Linked DNA regions of Homo sapiens: region 1 is linked to region 2. Evidence: chromatin contacts called from ENCODE Hi-C or POLR2A ChIA-PET data. All regions are on one chromosome and are shown on one strand. The core of a region is the stretch at or near the end of the contact, and the rest is flanking DNA. Distances in the headings are between cores, read along the strand shown.

What was found. Hi-C counts contacts between places; a loop is a spot of excess contacts on that map. ChIA-PET counts read pairs that join two places held with the same protein, here RNA polymerase II (POLR2A). Pooled maps may share reads with other maps.
Region 1: a map of posterior cingulate gyrus shows a loop between it and region 2 (8-fold over the local background). The contact joins the promoter of RUSF1-DT here to the promoter of SETD1A in region 2. A Hi-C loop is called at or near these places in 1 of 168 maps with a recorded cell type or tissue (posterior cingulate gyrus) and 9 of 50 pooled maps. POLR2A ChIA-PET finds 5 or more read pairs at or near these places in 3 of 52 experiments (AG04450, HCT116 and HEK293T).

Annotation. Positions count from the first base shown.
Region 1 is chr16:31,503,502-31,511,423 of GRCh38, forward strand. RUSF1-DT (RUSF1 divergent transcript) reads left to right here and starts at 4,963. Exons shown (of 2, transcript NR_186401.1): 1 at 4,963-5,535; 2 at 5,672-6,065. It overlaps RUSF1 (RUS family member 1), which reads right to left and starts at 4,890. Exons shown (of 13, transcript NM_022744.4): 1 at 4,573-4,890; 2 at 4,263-4,377. The coding sequence starts at 4,872. RefSeq lists enhancers at 3,876-4,591, 4,592-5,306, 4,871-5,440 and silencers at 4,601-4,660, 4,721-4,770.
Region 2 is chr16:30,956,076-30,963,615 of GRCh38, forward strand. It overlaps SETD1A (SET domain containing 1A, histone lysine methyltransferase), which reads left to right and starts at 1,679. Exons shown (of 19, transcript NM_014712.3): 1 at 1,679-1,889; 2 at 2,642-2,806; 3 at 3,016-3,111; 4 at 5,192-5,462; 5 at 7,358-7,479. The coding sequence starts at 2,657. RefSeq lists enhancers at 987-1,750, 1,208-1,337 and silencers at 1,938-2,157, 2,298-2,387, 7,474-7,540.

The DNA.
Region 1 (7,922 bases), core at 3,713-6,212, 550 kb after region 2:
ACTGGCATCACGTTCCACTGAGACAGGTAACTGAAAATGATCACATCAAAAAATCCCAAGTAAGTTTCTCAGATGAAGCTCTGCACAGAAATTTCCCATGTTTGATGAAAATGAGCTTGTAAAATCCTAATTGAGAGCTTCTTTTACTATCAATAACAAGCCTTTATTTATTTATTTTTTTAGATGGAGTTTCACTCGTTGCCCAGGCTGGAGTGCAATGGCGCAATCTCGGCTCACCACAACCTCCGCCTACTAGGTTCAAGTGATTCTCCTACCTCAGCCTCCTGTGTAGCTGGGATTACAGGTGCACACAACCATGCCTGGCTAATTTTGTATTATTAGTAGAGAGGGGGTTTCTCCATGTTGGTCAGGCTGGTCTCGAACTCCTGACCTCAGGTTATCCGCCTGCCTCAGCCTCCCAAAGTGCTGGGATCATAGGCGTGAGCCACCGCACCTGGCCAATAACAAGCCTTTTAAGTAGATTTTTCATCCTTTTTCTTTGAGACAGGGTCTCAGTCTGTCATCCAGGCTGGACTACAGGTGCCTGCCACCACGCCTGGCCAATTTTTGAGTTTTTTGTTAGAGACGGGGTTAAACCATATTGGCCAGGGTGGTGTCCAACTCCTGACCCCAAGTGATCCACCTGCCTCTGCCTCCCAATGTGCTGGGATTATAGGCGTGAGCCACGGCACCTGGCCTTTCTTTTTTTTTTTCATATCTTAAAGTGATCTTGATTTTTCTTAATAACTTGTCTGAGCTAAAGGTTTAGCGTTCCTTTTTTGTTTCAGACAGGATACTGCTCTGCTGCCCAGGCTGGAGTGCAGTGGCACTATCTCGGTTCAGTGCAACCTCCACTTCCTGGGTTCAAGTGATTTTCCTGCCGCTGCTTCCTGAGTAGCTGGGATTCCAGGCACGTGCCACCATGCCTGGCTAATCTTTGTATTTTTAGTACAGATGGCGTTTTACCATGTTGGCTAGGCTGGTCTTGAGCATCTGACCTCAACTGATCTGCCGACCTTGGCCCCCCATCCCAAAGTGCTGGGATTACAGGGATGAGCCACCATGCCCGGCCAAGGTTAAGCATTCCTAATCCAAAAACCTAAAATCTGAAATGCTCCAAAACCTGCAGCTTTTGGGAGTGCAGACACGATGCCACCAGTAGAAACAGCCGATGGTGAAATAGCACAAACTGTTCTTGTAGGGAAAAGAAAGAGATCAGACTGTTACTGTGTCTATGTAGAAGAGGAGGACATAAGAAACTCCATTTTGATCTGTACTAAGAAAATTGTTTTGCCTTGAGATGCTGTTAATCTGTAACTTTAGCGCCAACCCTATGCTCACAGAAATGTGCTGTATGGAATCAAGGTTTAAGAGATCTAGGGCGGTGCAGGATGTGTCTTGTTAACAATATGTTTACAGGCAGTATGCTTCATAAAAGTCATTGCCATTCTCCATTCTCGATTAACCAGGGGCACAATGCACTGTGGAAAGCCACAGGGACCTCTGCCCAAGAAAGCCTGGATACTGTCCAAGGCTTCCCCCTACTGAGACAGCCTGAGATGTGGCCTCGTGGGAAGGAAAAGACCTGACTGTTCCCCAGCCCGACACCTGTAAAGGGTCTGTGCTGAGGAGGATTAGGAGAGATATGCTGGCGGCAATGCTGCTCTGCTACTCTGCTACACTGAGATGTCTGGGTGGAGAGAAGCATAAGTCTGGCCTACGTGCACATCCGGGCACAGTACCTTCCCTTGAACTTATTTGTGACAGATTCCTTTGCTCGCATGTTTTCCTGCTGACCTTCTCCCCACTATCACCCTGTTCTCCTGCCGCATTCCCCTTGCCGAGATAGTGAAAATAGTAATCAATACTGAGGGAATTCAGAGACCAGTGCTGGTGCTGGTCCTCCGCATGCTGAGTGCCGGTCCCCTGGGCCCACTGTTCTTTCTCTATACTCTGTCTCTGTGTCTTATTTCTTTTCTCAGTCTCTCGTCCCACCTGATGAGAAATACCCACAGTGTGGAAGGGCTGGCCTCCTTCAGTTCTGAATCAAGGCAATCATGGTAACAGTGACAATGAAGAGGATACTGTTACCACTACAGAAAAAGTGCCTATAGACAGCACGGTGAGGATGTGGGAGGGGATTACTGTGGCACTAGAGCAGCATACATTCATAACGGAACAAGAAATCAGGCAGTTTATAGAATCCAAGAGAGACTTCTAAGATAGAAACCACAGTTAATGAGGCAAATGACTCTGGAGGAAACATTTTAAAAAGCCATCCAGCAGAACACTTCCTCATCCCTAGAGGACCCGCTTCCTGTCCTTCAACTGCTTCTAATGTTTCTTCTCACCTTAAAAAAATAAAATATGGTGTCCAGTAACCTTTTCACCAAAACAGCTGAAGACTGACAGCCTGCCGTTTTTGTTGCTGCTGCTATGGTTCAGAAGCTGATACAGGTGTTCTGGTGATCTGCTGTGCTGCTTAGTTACCCTGAACACACAATTTCTCACTGTATTAGTGGTATATCATGTTTTATACTGTTAAGTACTTCTGTGTGAATAGGTATAAGAAAATGACTGCTTCTTGGTAGCATATACATTCAGAGTCAGGAACGATGGGGACGCTAACCAACCAGATTGTCCACGTGTGGCTGAGACAGTGACATCTTTGCTTTCTGATGGATCAATGAACACAAACTTTGTTTCATGCACACCATTGAAAATACTGTATAAAACTGCCTTTAAGGTATGTGTATAAAGTATATATGAAACATAAACGAATTTCATGTTTAGACTTGAGTCTGATCCCCAACAAATCTCATTATATACATGAAGATATTCCAAAATCCAAAAAAAATTCCAAAATCCAAAACACTTCTGGTTGCAAGCATTTTGGATAAGGGATATTCAATCTGTATAGGCAACATGTTGGTGACATCACATGAAAACAAAAACTACTGACCCAAGCTCCAAATGCATTCCAAAAATACGGCCAACAAGCCGGGCGCAGTGGCTCACGCCTATAATCCCAGCACTTTGGGAAGCTGAGGCGAATGGATCACCCGAAGTCAGGAGTTCGAGACCAGCCTGGCCAACATGGTGAAACTCTGTCTCTACTAAAAATACAAAAAATTAGCGGGGCAGGGTGGCACATGCCTGTAATCCCAGCTACTTGGGAAGCTGAGGCAGGAGAATCGCTTGAACCCGGGAGGAGGAGGCTGCAGTGAGCTGAGATTGTGCCACTGCACTCCTGCATCCCAGCCTGGGTGACAGTGAGACTACGAGTCTGGAAAAAAAAAAATAGAGATGGGGGTCTCCCTATGTTGCCCAGGATGCCTCAGCCTCCCAAAGTACGAGGATTAAAGGCGTGAGCCACCGTGCCCGGCCCAGTTTTCTCAGTCTTAATGGTAAAGGTGTAAACAGGAAGCTCCTGTTTTCTCAAAAAAATCCAGAGAGGCTCACAAGGGATGTGGCCAGACTGATGCTACGAATGGAAAGCGCTTTTCCTTAGATCTATTAGGTTGGCTCAAATGTAATTGCGGGTTTTCCATTACCTTTAATGGCAATAACGACAAAGAAACCCCGCAATTACTTTTGCACCAGCCTAATAAATATCCCCTGCGAGCAGTAGTGAAAGACAAAGGACAGTGGCAAAAGCCATGGGGCCTCCTCGTGTAGAACATGTAACAATTTCCCTTTTCTGTTCTATTTCCCTCTCTGGGTGGCATGGTACCAAACTGTATTTTTTTTCCTTAAACAATTTTTTAAAAGCTGTACATATTCAGCAGATAGTCACTCTATTATTTACAGCATCATCTGGTATCCCAGAGCATACACAATACCTTCCATTCTTTCCAGGCTCTCCTCTCTCCTTCTCAGGACCAACTATATCTTTTTTTTCTGGAGCTCACCAATTTCCCCTATCCTGGGCAGCTGGCAGTTTTATTCCATCAATTGCATTCTTATGCAATCTTCCACAAAGAGAATAGGGATAAAGGGGAGGGGACGGGATTTGGGATCCAGATGATTGAGACTCAGAAGTCTGTGTGGGGAATGGAGTGCGGCTGCTAGGCTGGTGAGTGGGATGAGGGTCTTCCAGATGTGGGAAGTAAGACTGGGTTACAAAGCACCACTCTAATCACTGGGGAGACCTGCCTGAATTCTACCTAATGGGGCACGAGTCCATACATATATACACATAAGAGCCCAGCGAAAGCAGGGCTGAAAGCAGCAATACGTGAGGCTCCAGGGGTGCAGCTCACCTTTCACGAGCCAGGTGGCCGTGGCAGCTGAAACAGTGGCTTTTGCGTTCCCCACCCCTATGCCCAGCAAGACTGCCTGGGTGGCTAGGGAGCCGGAGAGGCTGGAAGCAAACGCCTGGAGAAGAAAACAAGTAGGGTGAGAAGCGGGCGTAGGAGCGTGGCGGTCTAAGTGCCTTCATCTGTTCTTGTTCTTGGTGTATGAGGCATGTCAGACCCCCCGCCCCCCGGGCTCCGAGTCTCAGTCACCCGTCCATTATTGGGGAGGGAGGAGTGGCCTGCACTGTCCTCTGCCCCAGACGACCGAGCTGACCTGCACGGAATCCCACAGCTGGTAGGGCAAGTAGTCCGGGCTGACGCTATCAGGGAAGCCCTGAGGCAGGAACACGGCCTGGAGCCCGGAGAGGGGCGGTGAGGGGGCCCCGGAAGCCCCCACTTCGCCCGCATCTCGTCCTTCAGGTTTGACCGTGAAGGCCCTGGAGAGCCCCCACCAGCGCCAGCCCCCGACCTCCCACTGCAGGCTCCCGTCCGCGGCGGCGCGGCAGCCCCGTGCCTCCCCGGAGCCGAACTGCTCGGAACACAGCGGGGTCTCCAAACCCGCGTCGTCAGCCATGCCGAGCTTTTGGATCCCAGCCCCGCCCCTGCCGCACGGTGGACGTGGCAGGCGGCACTTCCGGCTGGGCTACCGCGGCTGCAGAGGGACATCTTTCAAGAACAGGCGCCGGCCTCGGCGTCCGCCGCGCAGTTAGGAAACTGACTGTCGCTCTCTCCGGCCTCGGCGCTGCTTCGGACGCCCCGGCACCGGCCCCCGTTGCTTTGTAGCATTCTGCAGCTGGGCTGCAGGCGCCGTGGGCCTCCGCCAGTTGTGTTCGAGACGCGGTTCGGCCACAGAAGTTTTAGCTTGTGACTTTTGGCAAGTCAGTGGCCCTCTCTGGGCCTCAGGTGCCTTTTTTGCTGTGAGACCAGCGACTGTATTTTTAACCCTGATTTTATCCCTAGATCTACCCAACACATAGTAGGTGCTCAAAAGATATTTATGAGTGAATGAATGCATCATGAGAAGAAATTGGACCAGATGAGGCCCTGTGAAGCTGCTTGGGTCTTTTTTTGTTCTTTTTTTTTTCTCTCTTCTGAGTGTCCCTGGCCTGGACTAGAAATTCTCCATCCTTCGGCCTTCTGCGAGACTGCAGGAACATTACTTTTGAAGGATGCTAAGGAATCCGAGGGATGAAAAAAATCAAGAGATTGCAATGATGTCACAAAACAAGGAAACAAGGCAGGAAGTTCTTGTGTGTTTTTTTGCGGGAGAGAGTCCATGAAATTGGGGGGAGTCCAAAGAGGGAGTGTTTCTGTCCTTGGAACTCACCTTTTCTTCTTTCCATTTCTCCTCTTCTCCTTCCCATCTAGTGCAGCATCTTCACTCCGAAGCAGAAATTTGCCAAAAAAGCATCCTCTTTTTATCAGAAAATAAAATATCCTGGTTTCTTAGCCTGGCATTCTTGGATCCCCACAGTTTGATCCCAACCGACAACTCCTTATTTGAAACTTCAGATTCTCCCAAACCGTCACCTTCCTCGTGGACTTAATCCTGGAAGGCCCTTCTACCCCACTTCGCCTTATCTCACACAAACACAGTCTCTCTCTGACTGAGATAAACTTGAACACTTCTTTTCTTTTCTTTTTTTTTTTCTTTAAATTTCGGGTTTCAAAATACAAATGGCCTAATCACAACATTTCTGTAATGTTGTCTAAATTCAGGTACTGGTTTGAATAGAGGACAAAAATAAAACAAGGTTTGAAGACTAAGTACTTTAAAAACATATTTATTTAAATAGAGGCAGGGCCTCCCTATGTTGCCCAGGCTGCTCTCAAACTCCTGGCCTCAAAAGTGATCCTTGGGCTGGGCGTGGTGGCTCACGCCTGTAATTCCAGCACTTTGGGAAGTCGAGCCAGGTGGATCACTTGAGGTCAGGAGTTTAAGACCAGCCTGGCCAACATGTTGAAACCCCATCTCTACTAAAAATACAAAAATTAGCTGGGCGTGGGGGTGGTGTGGCCATAATCCCAGCTATCCGGGAGGCGGAGGCAAGAAAATCGCTTGAACCGTGCAGTTGTCATTAACTCCGTGTTTGTTATCTCTTTTTTACCAATGGTTTGCCAGTTTCTTCTACAAATACCTGTTGCTACCTATGTGCTCATTGGGATAGTGAGCAAAAACAAACAAGGGTCTTGGTCTTTTGGAACTTATATTAGGGAAGGATATTGATCAAATCATACAAATAAATGCAAAGTTGGAACTATTTCAATTGCTGTAGAGGGGTACATGTTATTTAATATGAGGACTTTTAGAAGGAGAATTGAGCTAATCAGTGGAATCAAGGGAAACTTTTTTTTTTGAGATGGAGTCTCCCTCTGTCACCCAGGCTGGAGTGCAGTGGCACAGTCTTGGCTTACTGCAACCTCCACCTCCTGGGTTCAAGTGATTCACCTGCCTCACCCTCCGGAGTAGCTGGGGTTACAAGCATTCACCACCACACCCAGCTAATTTTTGTATTTTTAGTAGAGACGGGGTTTTGCCATGTTGGCCAGGCTGGTCTTGAACTCCTGGCCTCAACTCATCTGCTTGCCTCGCCTCCCAAAGTGCTGGGATTACAGGCATGAGCCACTGTGCCCGGCCAAGGGAAATTTTTTAACAAAAATTTAAGTTGGGGTCTCTCTGTGTTGCCCAGGCCTCCCGCCTCGGTCTTCCAAAATGCTAGGATTATAGGCATGAGCCGTTGAGGCCAGCTGGGAAACTTTTTTTTTGAGGAAGTGTGTATTTAGCTGAGATCTAGAGTAAGAGTTAACTTGATTATGATGGGAAAATAATTTTCTGGAAAGAAGGAGCAGCATGTCCTGAGTGGGGAGGGAGCATGGTACCTAACATCCAACAAAGGCCGGTGCAGCAGAAGTCTAGAGCACGAGGGGCATGGGGAAAGGGCTGCTAGGGAGTTAGGGGCCAAACTGCAGGACATTGTAGGCCAAGCTCTTCTTCATCCTTAGGGTTAAGATTTATTTTTTATTCTATCAGTCAATCAATCAATCGATCGATGAGACAGGGTCTTGCTCTGTCACCCAGGCTGGAGTGCAGTGGTGCAATCATAGCTCACTGCAGCCTCAAACTCCTGGGCTCAAGTGATCCTCTTGCCTCAGCCTCCCAAGTAGCTGGGACTACAGGCATGCACCACCATGCCTGGCCAACTTTTAAAATTTTCTGTAGAGATGGGATCTCACTATGTTGCCCAGGCTGGTCTCCAACTCCTGGCCTCAAGTGATCCTCCCACCTCGGCCTCCCAAAGCTCTTGAGATTAAAGAATATATTGGTATATGTTGGAGTGGCACTTTAGAGAAGTAGTTGAATAAATTTAATTTTTTTTAAAAGACAGGTTCTCTGTCACCCAGAGAGTGCAGTGGTGTGATCACACTACAGTCTCACTACAGCCTCAACTTCCAGGGTTCAAGTGATCTGCCTCAGCCTCCCGAGTAGCTGAGACCACAGGCGTGTGCCACCATGGCTAGCTAATTTTTGTATTTTATTTTTGTAGAGACAGGGTTTTGCCATGCTGCCTAGGCTGGTCTCAAACTCCTGGGCTCAAGTGATCTGCCCACCTCAGCTTCCCAAAG
Region 2 (7,540 bases), core at 429-2,928:
GCCACTGCACCTGGCCTCAAGTTTCTTTCTTGAGCAACTACCACATACTAGGGGACTTTCATAGGTTATCTTATTTAACTCTCACAACACCTTAAGCGTTAAGTCTTTATCATTTTCATTTCAGAGATAAGGAAACAGGCCCAAGAAGGCTGAAGATCTTGCCCAAAACCACACAGCTAGTCCATGAAACTGAACTTGGACTATCTACCCCTCACACGGGAATCTCTCTTTGATTTGAGAAAAGGAACCAGTGCCTTTCAACTGGAACAGAAAGGAATCTGATCTCAACACCTATGCCTCCACGTAAATTATTTTTTTCAGCCTTATTTCCCTCAAAATTGTAGAGTCCTAATCTTCTTCTATCTTGTGGTGTGAGACCTTGGATAAGTCTCCCTTCCACCTTTTCCTATTACTTAAAATGGTGAATTTGCATAAACCAGGCTCTAAGGGTCTTTTCTGCACTGTTCGGATGTGTACAAATTGACATCCAAGTTTAAAGGAAGACTCTGAAACTTAGGTCAATGACTTGCCCAAGGCCATATAGCGAGGGCCTGATGTACACATATCAGGAGCTTGGGGCATCCTCAGCTCAGGAAAAGGGACCTCCTGGGAGTGCCTGCGCCCACACGGGATCAAAACGGTGCCCAGCCTTCAGAAACCTCAGCCCGAGTTCCAGGGGTAGGCCTGGGCCGCTGCTGCCCTTGTGCGGAGGCATCCCGTGAGCATAGGGCGCCATAGCCAAAGAAGCGGGCAGTGGGACCATGACGCCAGGAGGACACACCAGTCCAGTCCCGTTCCTGTAGGACCTCGTTTATTATTACAAGGCCCATTTAAGGGCACTTAGGCCCCACTAGGCTCATCAGAAAACCTTGAGGCGGTCCCTGGATTTAACCACTAATGGTGGGTTTGAGTACGGCAAAGTAGGGCACCTTCTACAGGCCTCACTCTCCCCATCTGGCAAATGGGCATCCTAAGCAGCCAGACACCCAAGGGCAATAACGGGAAGGAAAGGTACCCTGCATTTATGTGCGAGGCGGGGCAAACCGCCTGAGTCACCGCTCACGGTTGTGTTTTTCCACCTCCCGGCCGTCCCTCCCATCCGGGTGAGTCCTCGTGGGTCCTCCCGGAGGCGCCCCCTAGTCCCAGGCTCTGCACGCCCTGGCCCCGCCCCTTGACTCGGCCCCGCCCACAGCGGAATCCGCAGATTCGCCAGGTCGGATCCTCAGAATTCCTCGGGTCCCTCGATACTCGGCTGAAAATTCTCATCGGACTCTGAGAGGAGCGCTGGGCTGGAGGCATTTTCCCCAGGGACAGAAGCGGGCTATTCTCTCACTTGGGCCAGTAAGAAAAATCCAAAAAAAGTTGTCGACTCTGCCAGCAGGGATTGGCTAACGGGCCGTTATTTTCTTGACTCCACCAAGGCGGATGAAGGGGAGGCTACGGCTGAGGCCGGGAACAGTGGCGAATCTGCAGCCTCTCAGAATTTGGCAGTGCAAGGAAGGGACGGGGAAGAGAAGCAAAGCGGCGCGCATCCTGTCCAGCGATTCGCCCCGCCCGCCCGGTGAATCTGCGTCTGCAGAACGCGCCACTGAAGGTTCCCCAGCGCTGGCTGGCCTCCTCCCCTCCGCCCCGCCCCTTTTCCTCAGGGACTAGTCGCAGCTTTCGTCGCCGCCGATTCGTCAAGGTCCCGGGCCGCAGCATCTAGATCGTCGTGGCGAAGCCGACTCTCCGGGGGATGCGGCCAATCTCCAAGCTCCCTGGGCCGCAACTTCCGAGCCTCCCAGGGCGCCGGCCGAGGCGAAGCCGCTACCCTCGGCCCCGTGGGTCCCCCGGCAGCGCCTGTGGCGAAAGTGCGAATGCAGACCCTGTGCCCGCTGGGCCTCGCGCAGGTGGCAGTGGTGTTTGGTGCGCGCGCCGGGGAGGTGGTGGTGGGGGGGCGCCGCCGCCGCCACCGCTGCGGGGCCGGGTCTCGCGCTGCCGCTGCCGCCGCCTCGCGCCGCTGAGGTGCCGCGCGAGGTGGGGGGAGGGGGAGCCGCTCGCCGGGAGCGGGTGAGTGGGGCCGCGCGGCGCGCGTGCGCGGAGACCTGCTGGGGGGGGTGCAGAACGCGCCGGGGCGGGAGGAGAGGGCAGCGGTGCACGTTCCCCCCACCCCCCCGCCCGGATTCGGGGTCGAAGCCGGGTCTCGGGCTCGGTCTCGCGGTGTTTCCAACGCCCCGAAGAGGTGCCACCTTTCGGCCGGAGGATCGGGGCGCGGGGAGGAGAGCGGGTGTGTGGGAGCCGTGGCCGGGCTCGGCCCGGGCCGCTGGCCGGTGAGGAGGCGGGAGGGGGCGGGGCCTGCAGGGGGCGGGGGAGGGGTCTTGCTCCGAGGCCAAGTGGGGCGCGCGCTAGGGAGAGCGGGAAGGTAAGGGGGCTCGAGACGGGCCTGGGGGCCTGACAGTAGAGTTGGGAGGTGGAAAGAGGCTGGGTTGTTGTGGCGAAACAGAGGGTACTTGGGGGAGAATCCGGGGGAGCCCCGGGTCAGGGTGAGGGTTGGAAACTGGAGTGATGGGAGAACCTGGAATCGGGGCTAGCCAATGAGGAAAGGCAGGGGAGTCAGGCCCCAAGTCCTGATCCTTCTTGCGTGTCCCTCTTCCCCTAACAGTGTAAATGAGCAAAGATGGATCAGGAAGGTGGGGGAGATGGGCAGAAGGCCCCGAGCTTCCAGTGGCGGAACTACAAGCTCATCGTGGATCCTGCCTTGGACCCTGCCCTGCGCAGGCCTTCTCAGAAGGTGTACCGCTATGATGGAGTCCACTTCAGTGTCAACGTGAGTGCCCGGGTCTTTGGTTGCCATCCGGGGAGCTCCAGGCGCCCGTCCTCTGTGATTCTGTTCAGCACCTAGAACGGTAGCCTGCCTTCTTGAAAGTGGGCAGTTGGACCCAGCTCTTCTGCATGTGTGTGTCCAGATGGGCTGCTTGGAGCTCCCTAGCCTGGATTCACCCTGAGCTCTCTTTCTGCTGCTGCTTTCCTTCCTAGGACTCAAAGTATATACCAGTCGAAGACCTCCAAGACCCCCGTTGCCATGTCAGGTCCAAAAACAGAGACTTTTCCCTCCCAGTCCCTAAGTTTAAGGTAAGTGTCTGCTGGGCTCCTGGTGTGGTAGTCCTAAGAGGGTGTGGAGGATGCGTCTTGGCACTATAGCTGAATAAAAGGGTTTCCAATGAAAGGATCTCAGCCAGATCTAGCAACCTCTGAGGCTGTGAGACTCAGTTGTTTTGGATAGGAGGTACACTTAATCTTCCAGAAAGGTGCAGGTCAGGTGTCCTAAGTGTATCCCTGGTGGCTGGGGTGTCGACTTCTTGAAGGGTGAGGTAAAGACTCTTTAGCTGCTATACCTATCACTGTATATTCGTAGACAGTGCATCATAGCACACAAGAGTGGGATCTCCCAGTTCCTTGACAGTCAAGGGGAGTGACAAGGCCACTGCCTACCTGGGTAGCACTATTCCCCGCCTCTCATTTGGCGATGTCATTTCCCTCTTGTTTCCTTCGAGGACTCCTATTCTCCACCCTAGACAAGATATTCTTCAGGCCTTGAACTGGGCCTGGAACACTGGTGGTTCTTCATTTCCTTCTCTGATTCTTTATTCTTCCTTTCTAAATAAATTGTTTGTGGGGTCCCTTCATTCTTCTTCTTCTTTTTTTTTTTTTTACTTTGTACACTTCACTTGGACAATCTCTTTCACACCCACAGCTTCAACTATTACCTAAATGTTGATGACTTCCAAGTATCTGTTTCCAGCCAACATCTCTAGGCTTGTATGCCTGGTAGGGGGACAGTTTCATTTGGAGGCCACACATGTTTCAGATTTAAGGGATTTAAAACAAATTATCTACCTCCTTAACCTACCTTTTTCATTTTCCCTCTACTCATATGTGGCAGTACCATCGACTCAGCTGTACAGCCTGGCAGCCTGTGATTCTCTCCTTTTCTCTCTCAGTTGGTCACCGAATCCTCCTGGCTCTTTTCTTTTTTATTCTTCATCTTTCTATTCTCATTGCCACTTAATGTAGACCTTGGTATTCATTTCACCTGGTCTCCTTGCCTTCGTTCTTGCCTCAGTTTCTCCTCTGCCTTGCTGTCATTTGTCTCTTTGGCTTCACTACGCTGCTGTTTTCCTTTTGTTGCCAAGTCCATGTTTTGGGACACTGACATGTATGGTTATTGACCTGGCCAAGCCTTATCCTCCGCCTTGACACCACACCCCTGTGTTACATCCACACCATAACGCTTTGCGGTTTTTCAAAAACACCAAGTTGTTTTATATTTCCATGTTCCAGGGGTCCTTGTCATTTGATGAATTGTTAATCCCCAAATCTCAGTAAGAATGACACCATCTTTATGAATTCTTCCCTGATCATACTCTGTACAAAAGTTTCCTTCCCTGGGCTCCAGAACACCATGTATGCGTCAGCTGCCACTGGGTCGTGTTGTGTTTGTATGTGCATGTCATGCTGCTTTTCTGTATGGGAATCTCTTCCTTTCTATCTCTGTATTTCCAGTGCCTCGTTCATGGTAGTTACCTAGTAAAGGCTGAGCTAGGAAATCATCGCCCTGTAGCTCGTTCTCTCCACGTATATTTATTCCTCAGTGTGTACATTTCTTTCTTTCTTTCTTTTTTTTTTTTTTTTTTTTTTTGAGACGGAGTCTCGCTGTGTTGCCCAGGCTGGAGTGCAGTGGTGTGATCTCGGCTTAGTGCAACCTCTGCCTGCCAGGTTCAAGTGATTCTCCTGCCTCACCCTCCTGAGTAGCTGGGATTACAGGTGCCCACCATCACATCCAGCTAAATTTTTTTTTTTGTATTTTTAGTAGAGACAGGGTTTTATCATGTTGGACAGGCTGGTCTTGAACTCCTGACTTCTGGTGATCCGTCCACCTCATCCTCCCAAAGTGTTGGGATTATAAGTGTGAGCTGCCACACCCGGCCTAGTTTGCACATTTCTGTTCTTAATTCTTGCTGTTATTCTGTGGTGAGAAGAATTCAGGGAAAAGGGGTCAGGTCTGATGGATCCCTTATTTTGGGCCCCTTCCCTTGCCCCTCACTTTCCCGGATCTCTCTCTTGACTTCATGGAGCTTGCTAAAGTTTCCCGAAGGACAAAGGAACAGTGGTCAGTGTTGAGACCCCATACCAACTCCTGTTCTTTCCCCAGCTGGACGAGTTCTATATTGGACAGATTCCACTGAAGGAAGTGACTTTTGCAAGGCTGAATGACAACGTGCGGGAGACCTTCCTGAAGGATATGTGCCGTAAGTACGGTGAGGTGGAAGAGGTAGAGATCCTCCTTCACCCCCGTACGCGCAAGCACCTGGGCCTGGCCCGTGTGCTCTTCACCAGCACTCGGGGCGCCAAGGAAACGGTCAAAAACCTCCACCTTACCTCCGTCATGGGCAACATCATCCATGCCCAGCTTGACATCAAAGGTGAGGACTCCTCTGCCTGCCACTCAGGCTTGGCCTCCAGCGGAGGTTGTACATGCAAATGCCTGTCAGGGTCAGGCAGGCGCCCAGGGTCATGATCTGAAACTGCTGGGGCCAGTTGTGTTTCTGAAATCAGATCAGATTTTAGAGTGGAATTATGGTACATGGATTTTTGTGTGTGTGGTGTCTCCAGCAAGGTCGGGCAATAGGCCATAATCAAGCACATAACTATCTGTAAAAAAAAAAAAAAATCATATGAAGGGTTGTACTAGGTAAGATGAATAGATTGTAGTAAATCAGCCCAGGTCAGGTTGGTTGCTTGGTTGGTTTTTGAGACAGGATCCTGCTCTGTCACCTAGGCTGGAGAGCAGTGGCGTGATCTTTCCTCACTGCAGCCTCCAGCTCCTGGGCTCAGCCACCCCAGCCTCCTGAGTAGCTGGGATTATGGGCATGCACCACCACACCTGGCCAAAGTTTTTTTGATTATTTGCAGAGATGAAGTCTCACTACACTGCCCAGCCTGTTTTTAATTTTTTTTTTTTTTTTTTGAGATGGAATCTCAATCTGTCGCCCAGGCTGGAGTGCAGTGGCACGATCTTGGCTCACTGCAACCTCCACCTCCCAGGTTCAAGTGATTCTTCTGCCTCAGCCTCTTGAGTAGCTAGGATTACATTTATGCGCCACTACGCCCGGCTAATTTTTGTATTTTTAGTAGAGATAGGGTTTCACCCTGTTAGCCAGGCTGGTCTTGAACTCCTGACCTCAAGTGATCTGCCTGCCTCGGCCTCCCAAAGTACTGGTATTACAGGCATGAGCCACCATGCCTGGCCTCTTTTTAATCTTTCTATATGCTATTCTATAACCCATATAGGTTTTGGTGCCAGATTCTCAGAAATACTGGATTTTCTGGGTTTTTAGGTTTGGAAATTTGAGATAGAGAGTAAAGGAGCTGTGAACACAAGCGAGGTGGTCTGGGCTTCTGTGTTGAGTGATGGGGAGCAGTGGGGTCTGTGGCGAGCTGCAGATTGCAGTATTGTCTGGAGGAGGCAGCCATTAGTAGGCACTGGCCAGTTTGCAAGTGGAAATGAGGTTTAACATTCTTGAATTTGGTTTGTAAAAGAAAGCCAGGGCCGGGCATGCGGTGGCTCACGCCTGTAATCCCAAGACTCTGAGAGGCCAAGGTGGGCAGATCACCTGAGGACAGGAGCTCGAGACCAGCCTGGTCAACATGGTGAAACCCCATTTCTATTAAAAATAACAAAAATCCGGACGTGGTGGTTCATGCTTATAATCCCAGCTACTCGAGAGGCTGAGGCATGAGAATCACTTGAACCTGGGAGGTGGAGATTACATCGTGCCACTGCACTCAAGCCAGAAATTTGGGTTTTTGTGTGAAATCTCATGGTTTTTAAATACCATGTTTCTTTCCTCACAAGGTGTTTCTGAGGTGTTCACTCCACAGCTCCTGCAGGCTCCGTTAGTCCCCCGGTTGCTGTTCTGCATGCTTTAGTTTACAGGATAAAGAGCATGGGGTGATCGAGCCTCTGGGTTTGAATTCCAATTTTTCCAATGACCAATTCTGTGACTTTGTGTAGGTCGCTTTTAAGCCTCTAGAACAGAGGTACTGATGCTTCCCTTCTGGTGATCCAACATGGTAAAATAAGTAGAAGTGTTTTTGATAAATCGTGAAGTGTCATAAAATATGTTGTTTGTGGTAGTTTAGAGGTAGAGATAAGGTAGAAGGTCCCAAAGGTAGAGTTATGGTAGGAGAACTGAAATCCTGAAACCCAGATTCCAAGAAATTGTAGGAAACTTGAGGCCTGAGAAAGCAGGAATACCAGATCAGGAAGGAGTTAGTATCTCCATCTGACAATTGGTTCCCATTTCCCTCCCTCCAGGACAACAACGAATGAAATACTATGAACTAATTGTCAATGGCTCCTACACCCCTCAGACTGTGCCCACTGGGGGCAAGGCCCTGAGTGAGAAGTTCCAAGGCTCGGGTGCAGCCACTGAGACGGTGAGAAGTTTGTGGCTACCACAGCCCCTAGCCATGTGGGCATGGTGTCCGGGTGCCCGGA